2 separate regions of the Homo sapiens genome follow, and region 1 is linked to region 2. A link is a loop called in an ENCODE intact Hi-C map of the cell type or tissue named here. Cell type or tissue: A673. All regions are shown on one strand.

What was found. Peaks named below come from ENCODE experiments on the same cell type or tissue, not always from the same donor. Only the 100,000 strongest peaks of a DNase experiment are listed, where the experiment ranks them.
Region 1: it touches region 2 in a loop (14-fold over the local background); 1 of 110 quality-filtered maps calls a loop at or near these places.

What each region holds. Positions count from the first base shown.
Region 1 is chr22:48,871,003-48,875,002 of GRCh38, reverse strand. All of the region lies in intron 1 of LINC01310 (long intergenic non-protein coding RNA 1310), which reads right to left. Among named protein-coding and RNA genes, the nearest start is that of LINC01310, 6.2 kb to the right of the region's middle. RefSeq lists an enhancer at 2,520-3,020. In A673, no CTCF peak of the experiment used is centred here; DNase peaks (open chromatin) are centred at 1,842, 2,202, 2,522, 3,672 and 1 weaker place; H3K4me3 peaks cover 328 bases; H3K27ac peaks cover 3,922 bases.
Region 2 is chr22:49,092,331-49,096,330 of GRCh38, reverse strand. LOC105373086 (a long non-coding RNA gene) reads right to left here and starts at 675. Exons shown (of 3, transcript XR_938333.1): 1 at 587-675. In A673, no CTCF peak of the experiment used is centred here; DNase peaks (open chromatin) are centred at 2,030 and 2,360; H3K27ac peaks cover 3,123 bases.

The DNA.
Region 1 (4,000 bases), 220 kb after region 2:
TCCTAAACTCTCTGATAAATCTGAGAAGGGTTGCTTTCAGTTTGTTCAGGAAAGACATGGTGCCTGCCTGTGGCCCCAGCTACTCGGGAGGCTGAGGCGAGAAGATGGCTTCAGCCCGGCAGTTCAAGGCTACAGTAAGCTATGGTCGCCACTGCTCTCTAGCCTGGGCGACACAGTGAGACCCTGCCTCTAAAAAAAAAAAAAAAAGGAGAAAGTGAGAGAAACGAGATAAGACATAAATACCAATATCGTGAATGAAGGAAGGGACTCATTACAGGCACAGTATAAATTCAAAGGATGAAAAGAAACATGAGTAAATTTATGCAATAAATTGGACAACATAGACAAAATGAAAATCATCCTTGAAAGGCACAAATTATCAATATTGAAGAAAGGAGTACCAAATCTGAATAGTCATTAAATGCATAATTTATAGTCTCTCCTCAAAGAAAACTCCAGACCTGGATGCATTCAGTGATGGATTCTGTCAAACACTAAGGAAGAAACAGCACCAGTCCCAAGTGAGCTCTTCCAGAAAACAGAAAAGAAAAACCTTCCATCTTATTCTATGTGTCCAGCATCACCACGATTATGATGAGGGGAAAATCACACAACGTTAACTTTTAAAAATATCATGAATATAGATGCCAATGTTTATAAATTATTAGCAAATTGAATCTAGATACATATGTATACAAAGACATAGACACATGCCTATACATATATATATATATATATATATATATATATATATATATATATATACATGTCTGTGTATATCTGTGTGTGCACGTGTGTATATTCATTCCCAGGAATGTCAGGTGGATTTAGAAAATTGATCAATGTAACACCCTATATTAACAGAATATAGAAGAAAGTCAATAAATTCGACACAGGCATCTGACAATATTCATTATTCACTGACAGAAACAAACCTGAAAATGCAGATTGAAGAAGGAATAACATTTTTATGTGAAGGTGACATGAGCAGAATATCCTACGGAATCTGAATGATCTCAGCAAGACCACAAAGGTAACTGTATTTCTAAATACTAACAATGAACCAATGGGAAATTTAATTATCAATATTTACAGTAGCATGAAAAAAGCATGAAATACTTAGGGATAATTTTTTGAAATAGTGTAAGATCTGTATACTTAGAATCATAAAATACTACTAAGAAAAATATGAAACGAAAGCCCTAAATAAATGGAATGATAGAGGAAATTCGTGAAGTAGAAGAAACAATATTTTTAGCACAACAATTCTGCCCGACAAGACTTATACAATCAATGCCATCCCAATACAAATCCCAGCAGGATTTTTTTTTCTAAATAGAAATATGTAAGTGATTCTAACATTTATAGGACAACGCAAAGGATCTAGAATAATGAGAATAATTTTGAAAAAGAACAAATTGGAGGTTGATGGTTGCATAGGTATAAAATAGTCAATACTCATTACACTGTACTGAAAAGAATTGCATTTATTGTATTGATATCATGTCTCAATACAATGATTTTAAAAGGAAAAGCACTCCCTTCACTATGTAGCTGTGATAATGGCCTGTTTGGGGAACAGCCCCTCTCTTTGTGCATGTGACATTTCCAAAGCTGAGACAGTCCCTGGGGAAGGGAAGGACCCAGTGATTCCTCTCTGGTTTTCATATGAGATTCTGCTGGCATTATTAGCATAAAATTCAATGTTCTGGATTAGGGAATGGGGAAATTAATGCGATTTGCATTTCACAGAAAAATTTCTGTGACATGTGGCAGCGATGATAATTCCCATGCAGTCCGTGGGAGCAAGGGCAGCCTCAGGCATGACAGAGTCTCAGGGACAGCACTTGCAGCTCCTCAGCCACCGGGCCGTGGTCCCCAAGAAGAGGCAGCTGCTGGGTTTGACGCTTGCTCATTCCGAAAGTTGCGCCACACTTAAAGGTTCGTTTTGGAGTCGGGGGGATTTCTGAATCCAAGCAGGTGGAGACATCTGGCCCATCAGACAGGATGGCCAGCAGCCGCCCCAGGGAAGGTGTCCCGGCCGTCAGCCCCTGCTGTAGCAGCCTCACTTTGCAGGACACCCAGAGGTTCCTGAGCATGAGTCTGGAAATCTCACGGAAAAGGCACACATTTGGAAGCAGGTCCTGCGCACTGATAGTGGGATGCCTGATTCAGCGGAGAGAGAAGAAGCCTTTGGCAACTGACCAACACGTGTGTCGATTCATTCATTTGCTTAAGTCTTGAAAACACATCATATGCCAGGCACTGTACAAGATGCTTGGAATGTAATAGAAGGAAGGAAGGAAGGAAGGAAGGAAGGAAGGAAGGAAGGAAGGAAGGAAGGAAGGAAGGAAGGAAATCCCTACCTTCATTGAGCTAATATTCTAGCAGAAGACAAGCAAGACAAACAAGAAATAAGTAAATTATCACGTGTATATTTGGGTAGGAAGCACATGCTAAACCCGCTGGGCTGGAGGCTGCTCTGTCTACTGCCCACCTGGTGTTTCCCTTCCCCCTTCCTCCCCGCTGGATGAACCTGGCTTTTGCCCTGCTCTGGATGTGAGCCCTTTGCGGGGAGGGTCTCTAGGGCTCCATCAGTGAAGGGGCTCAGGGAATGTTTACCCTGCGTTGCTGGAGGAGGAAGCGATGGGGGGGATGGGGATGGAGCATCAGGTTCCAGATCTCAGAGCACCCAGGACTGAGCTCTGGGTATCCCTGCCATGGAAGGCAGGAGGGAGGAAGTGATGGGGGTGGAGCATTAGGTTCCAGATCTCAGAGCACCTGGGACTGAGCTCCAGGTGTCCCTGTCATGGGGAGGCAGGAGGGACAGGGGCCTGACTTGTGCCCCATGGCCGTGGTGGCACACACTGTCTCAGATGCCTGGAGGCTCATGTTAATTTCCCCAGTGCCCTACAAGAACAGCCATGTTCCTCAGTGAGACGAACAAGGTGGACCTGGGCAAAGCCAGGGACGAGACCACAGAAGCCCCGCGGCTGCTTCTCGGAGCCAGGGGAGGGGCCGGACCAGCCTAGCCTCCTGGACTTTATCAGGTCCTGAGCTCTATAGAGGCTGAAGCTGTGGCTTTGGAGCCTTTGTTGTGTGTTATGTTTCTGCTGTGGGGACCTCCAGGGCTCTTCAGACCAGGAAGAGCCTGAGGCCCCCAGGGAGCAGGTGCATGTGCACATACAGGGGTGAGGAAGCCACGTAGGGCCAGAGAGGCAGAGGAGGGTGAACTCTGGCCTTCCCAGTAGCATCCAGGGAGGAAGCTGGGAGGGGCAGCAGGGTGGTGGGTGGGGGACAGGAGGACTCGGCCTCACAGGAGCCCAAGAGGGACAGGACTCGCAGTGGGGAGGCTGGCTGGGGGTGTGTAGAGACCCAGCGGGGAACCAGACCAGAGCTGCTTCCTGGGGTGTTGGGGTGGATGCCCAGATGGGGAGGCAGGGGGATGGCCACCTCTTAGAGTTTTGGTAAATGTGTGCCAAATAAGAAAATGAACAGCGGGGCGGGCATCAGTTCACCACCTCCATCACTCCTCAGACTCCAGTGTTCAACCTGGCCCTCCCTTCTGAGCACCTCGTGCTTCCCTGGAGCCCTGCTCCCAGCTGCAGAGCCAGAGGATGTGCTGCCAGGGAGAAGCTCGCACGCTGCTCAGAATAGGACACCCCCAGATGGATCTCAGGTCCCTAGAGAGACAGCTGGGGGCTGCAGACTGGCTCGGCCCCGGGAGGGCACCAGCTCGCCCCCTCACACTAAGAACCCAGGGTGAGACTGCATCTTTAAAAATAAAAGCCACATCTTGACAAAACAACACCAGTGCATGGACCCTTGAGAGCCGTTTAATCCACACCAGCAGGAAGCCCCCGGCACAGGGTGTGTGCTCCCGCTGCTGCTGGAGGAAGATCATGCAGACACACGGGCGATGTGGAGGTGCCACGGCCCCCTGATTCCGGGGGCACGCCATTATGATGGAAATTTTGGCTGAAATGATGGTAATAGGTGA
Region 2 (4,000 bases):
TGTGTGTGTGAATGTACGTATGTATGTGTGCATGCCTATGTGTGCCTTTGTGTATGTGGGTGTGTTCACATGTCTGTGTGAGTGTGCACCTGCATGTGTGTGAATGTATGCACTTATGCGTGCATGCCTGTGTGTGCTTTTGTGTATGTGAGTGCGTTCACGTGTCTGTGTGAGTGTGCACCTGCGTGTGTGTGGCTGTGTGTGTTTGCATACCTGTGTGTGTGCCTTTGTGTATGTGAGTGTGTTCATGTGTGTGTGAGTGTGCACCTGCGTGTGTGTGAATGTATGCATGTATGCGTGCATGCCTGTGTGTGCTTTTGTGTATGTGAGTGCGTTCACGCGTCTGTGTGAGTGTGCACCTGCGTGTGTGTGGCTGTGTGTGTGCATACCTGTGTGTGCGCCTTTGTGTATGTGCGTGTATGTAAGTGCATTCATGTGTGTGTGAGTGTGCACATGCTTGTGTGTGTGTCTTTCTGGATGCCTGAGTGTGCCGTGTGTGCATGTGTGTTGGGGAGCACTTGGGATGAGGGTGTGCACTTCTGGAATGACTTGTCAGTGGCCCTGCTGGGTCCCGTCTTGACCCCACCTCACCCGGCCTTGCTTCCAGGTGGGGCCCTGCTGCTTGCTGAGCTCCTTCAGCCCCGGCCAGTCCTTCACAGGTGGAGGAAGCACCCGCTCTCCAGGCCTGGTTCCACGGCTTCCATCCCTGTGACACCTGAGGCAGACCCTCGCCCCAGCCAGGCCGACCTCAGCGGGGGCTCCAGCCTGCACCCAGGCTGGGAAGGCCTGTGAGCTGCTGGGCTGTGCTGGTGGCGTAAGGGACCCAGCCGTTCCTCCCGAGGTGCCTGCCCTGCCCTTCCCCGGGGAGAAGCGTCCCTCCTGCTGGAGGAGCCCCGGGGCTGTATGGCTGTTCCGAATGCTCGCGGACGGGGTCTGTCTCCTTTCTGTGGCCTCCCACCGACCCTGCTGTGCCTCCCTGTTCTGGGAAAGCCGGTACCTTGTTTGAAAAAACGGATTTTAACAACATATTTCTCACAGCCTGCTTCCCAGAGATCTCGCCAGGATTTCTGGTCACTCCTCGGGTTCAGAGAGCCTCACAACAACGCCGGGAGTGGGTTTGGGAGCAGATTTGGGAGTGGATTTGGGAGCCCCTCTGCCCGCTGGGGAGGAATGCCTCACCTCGGGGCTGGGTGCCCACCACCACAGGCCGGCTGAATTCGCCCACATGCGCCCCTCTGGTCCCGTGGTGACACGGAGCTTCGGGGAAAAGTCAGCAGACAGGAACAGGAAGCAAGGATCCTGCCCCATCTGGGACACACAGCGTGGGGACCTGGGAAGCGTCACCCACCTGGCTGAGCCTGGGTTTCTCCGTCTATGTGAAGGTGTCAACGAGGGCTCTCACCCAGGCCCCTCCTGAGAACGCAGCCAGAGACTCCTCTCATCCCATCATCGTGAACCCGAGACCACACCTGTGAAGGGGGCCCCAGCCCAACACCGAAGGACTCCAGAACCCCCAGAGAGCAGAGACTTCACCAGAAGCTCCTTTCTTTAAAAAAAAAAAAAAAATCCCTTTTAAAACATTTTCAGCCACGTGATCAAAAGTAAAATTTGCCCATCTAATTTATTAAACTTCCACCCAAACTTAGACATCAAATGTTTTATTAATATTTTCTATCATCCCTACAAGTTAAACCAGCCATGAAAATTACCTTCAACAGAAAAAAAAAAAATGTCGAAAATGTATTCATTTATAGGAGCCACACAGCGGCCCTCCTTTGGCAATTTAATCAGAAATGACTGAGGTGTGCCCGAATACGTTTTCTCTGATACAAATATTAAAATATTTAATTAATGTCAATCAGGCCCAGAAGAAAGAACTGTTCACAGCAGCCATTTACCCAGAGCAGCTGCCAGGCCGAGCCTCAGGCCCAGGCTCAGTGCCCCCTCCCCGGAGCCCCCAGGCAGAAAAGGAGGAACCACCCTGAGGCCACCTGCAGGTCCCTGGCAGCCCAGAGCGTGCCCGGATGTGATGTGTCCTCTGTGGGTGACAGAGCTAAGGAGGTACCTGGGCACACCGTCCATACCCCCTCCCTTCCATCCTTCCTCTCTCTATTTCCCTCTCTCCCTTCCTAATTCCTTCCTTCCTAATTCCCTCCCTCTCTCCCTCCCTCCCTCCCTCCCTCCTTCCCTCCCTCCCTCCCTCCCTCCCTCCCTCCCTCCCTTCCTTCCTTCCTTCCTTCCTTCCTTCCTTCCTTCCTTCCTTCCTCTTTTTAAATTCTTGTTGACTTTTCTTCCAGGAGACCTCATGTTGTAGACTCTGGGAACCCAAATACTAAGGGTGTGGATATTTTCAACAAAAATAAAAATGCTCTCCCGGGGCTGAATTGAGCTTCGTGGGTTGCTATGACCCAAACACCCCTGCGTCTGTGAGCTCATGCTGTGGGAGCCGCTGCCTGCGGGCTCCAAGTGACAGGTGTGTGTGCCCAGGAGGGCCTCTGACTGGCTCACAGGTGTCTCCAGGCAGGGTGCTGGGGGTGGGGGGTGGGGGTGCCCAACACGAAGTGCATGTGGGTGCCACAGCCCATCTGGTCCTCAGAGCGAGGCCGGCGCCGGGATGTGTGCAGTCGTCTGCGTGAAAAAGGCAAGACACAAGCAGGGGCTTCTGGAAACTGTGACACCCCTGCCCGGGCCTGTGGGCGGCCCTGCACGGATGCTGTTAGTGTGAAGTTGTCCTTGGTGTGCAGTGAGGCCGGGGGCTGTCCACAGAGTCAGCTCTCCAGGCCTCTGCTCCTCCATCCAGGACACCAGGGCCAGGCCTGCAGCCACAGCGGGTCTGGGAGGTTCTGAGGAGGCCGCTGAAGGGGGGCCTCTGACGCCCTGGGCTGAGTTTAATGTGCATGGAATTTGGCACGGTCTCCAGGCGTGGGGACCGGTGGGGGCCTGTCTACTTCTCCTGCAAAGCTGGGCCCTCGAGGACCCTGGATCTCCGTCTCCAGAAGCACCCAGAAGCTTCTCCCACAGGGCACCTGGGTGACAAGGCAGGTGGGAGGGACACGACATTTGTACAGGACTTTGAGGGAGGAATTATTTTCTTCTGGAGTAATTCCCGTTATGTTCCCGTCTCTCAGCCTTCTGCTTGGTATATGACCTGATGTCTTCTCCGCCTGAAATGCAATAAAAAGGCAGTTTCCCACAAGTCCTGTCATTTCGTGATTGCCGTCATGGAGGAATGGCAGCCTCCGTGCCGGGGCTAATCCTCAGTGGAAATAAAGCATGGGCTCCTTGGCACCCTTCAGCCGTTGGAGTAGCCCCTGGGAACTGAGGAACAGGCAGATCGGCACCTGCCTCGCCCCTCCCCAAGCAGCCGATACCCCCACCCAGGCGTCACCCCAGAGACCAGGCTCGGACAGACTCCTCATGCAGCTGATATCTCCACCCCGGGCGTCACCCTAGAGAGCAGGCTCAGACAGACTTGGAATTATCTCTCGCTCACATTAACAAATGCCCAGAGGTGGAGCACGTGGGTGACAGTACACGCTCCTCCACTTCCCATGAAGCCTCCTAGAAATTAAACTCACAGAGGTGGGGAGGAAGCTCTCGCTGATGGCTGTGGGCGGGAAGAGGGGAAGGTCAGAGGATGCTGAAACCCAGCCTACGTTGGGGTCGCAGCTACCCACAACCCAGAGTGGGCTGGATCCACACAAAACTCCCAACAGCCTGGGGGCTCCTGGGTGCCAGGTGTGGTGCCCACTGCCTTTAACACAGGTGGCCTCCACCCCTTTTACAGGCCAGAAAACTAAGGCTCAGTGAGGTCACGTGCCTCACCAGGTCCCACCGAGATCTAGCTTTAAACCTGACTCAGACTCAGCCTTGTCCAGCCCCAGTAACCTATGAGTTCACCACCACTCAACATATTCGTCACTGGACTCAGGGCCCCCGTGGCCTGGCCAACCTCCTGGCCTTCCTGGCACACCACAGAGCCTCAGGAGCCTAGCCTCGC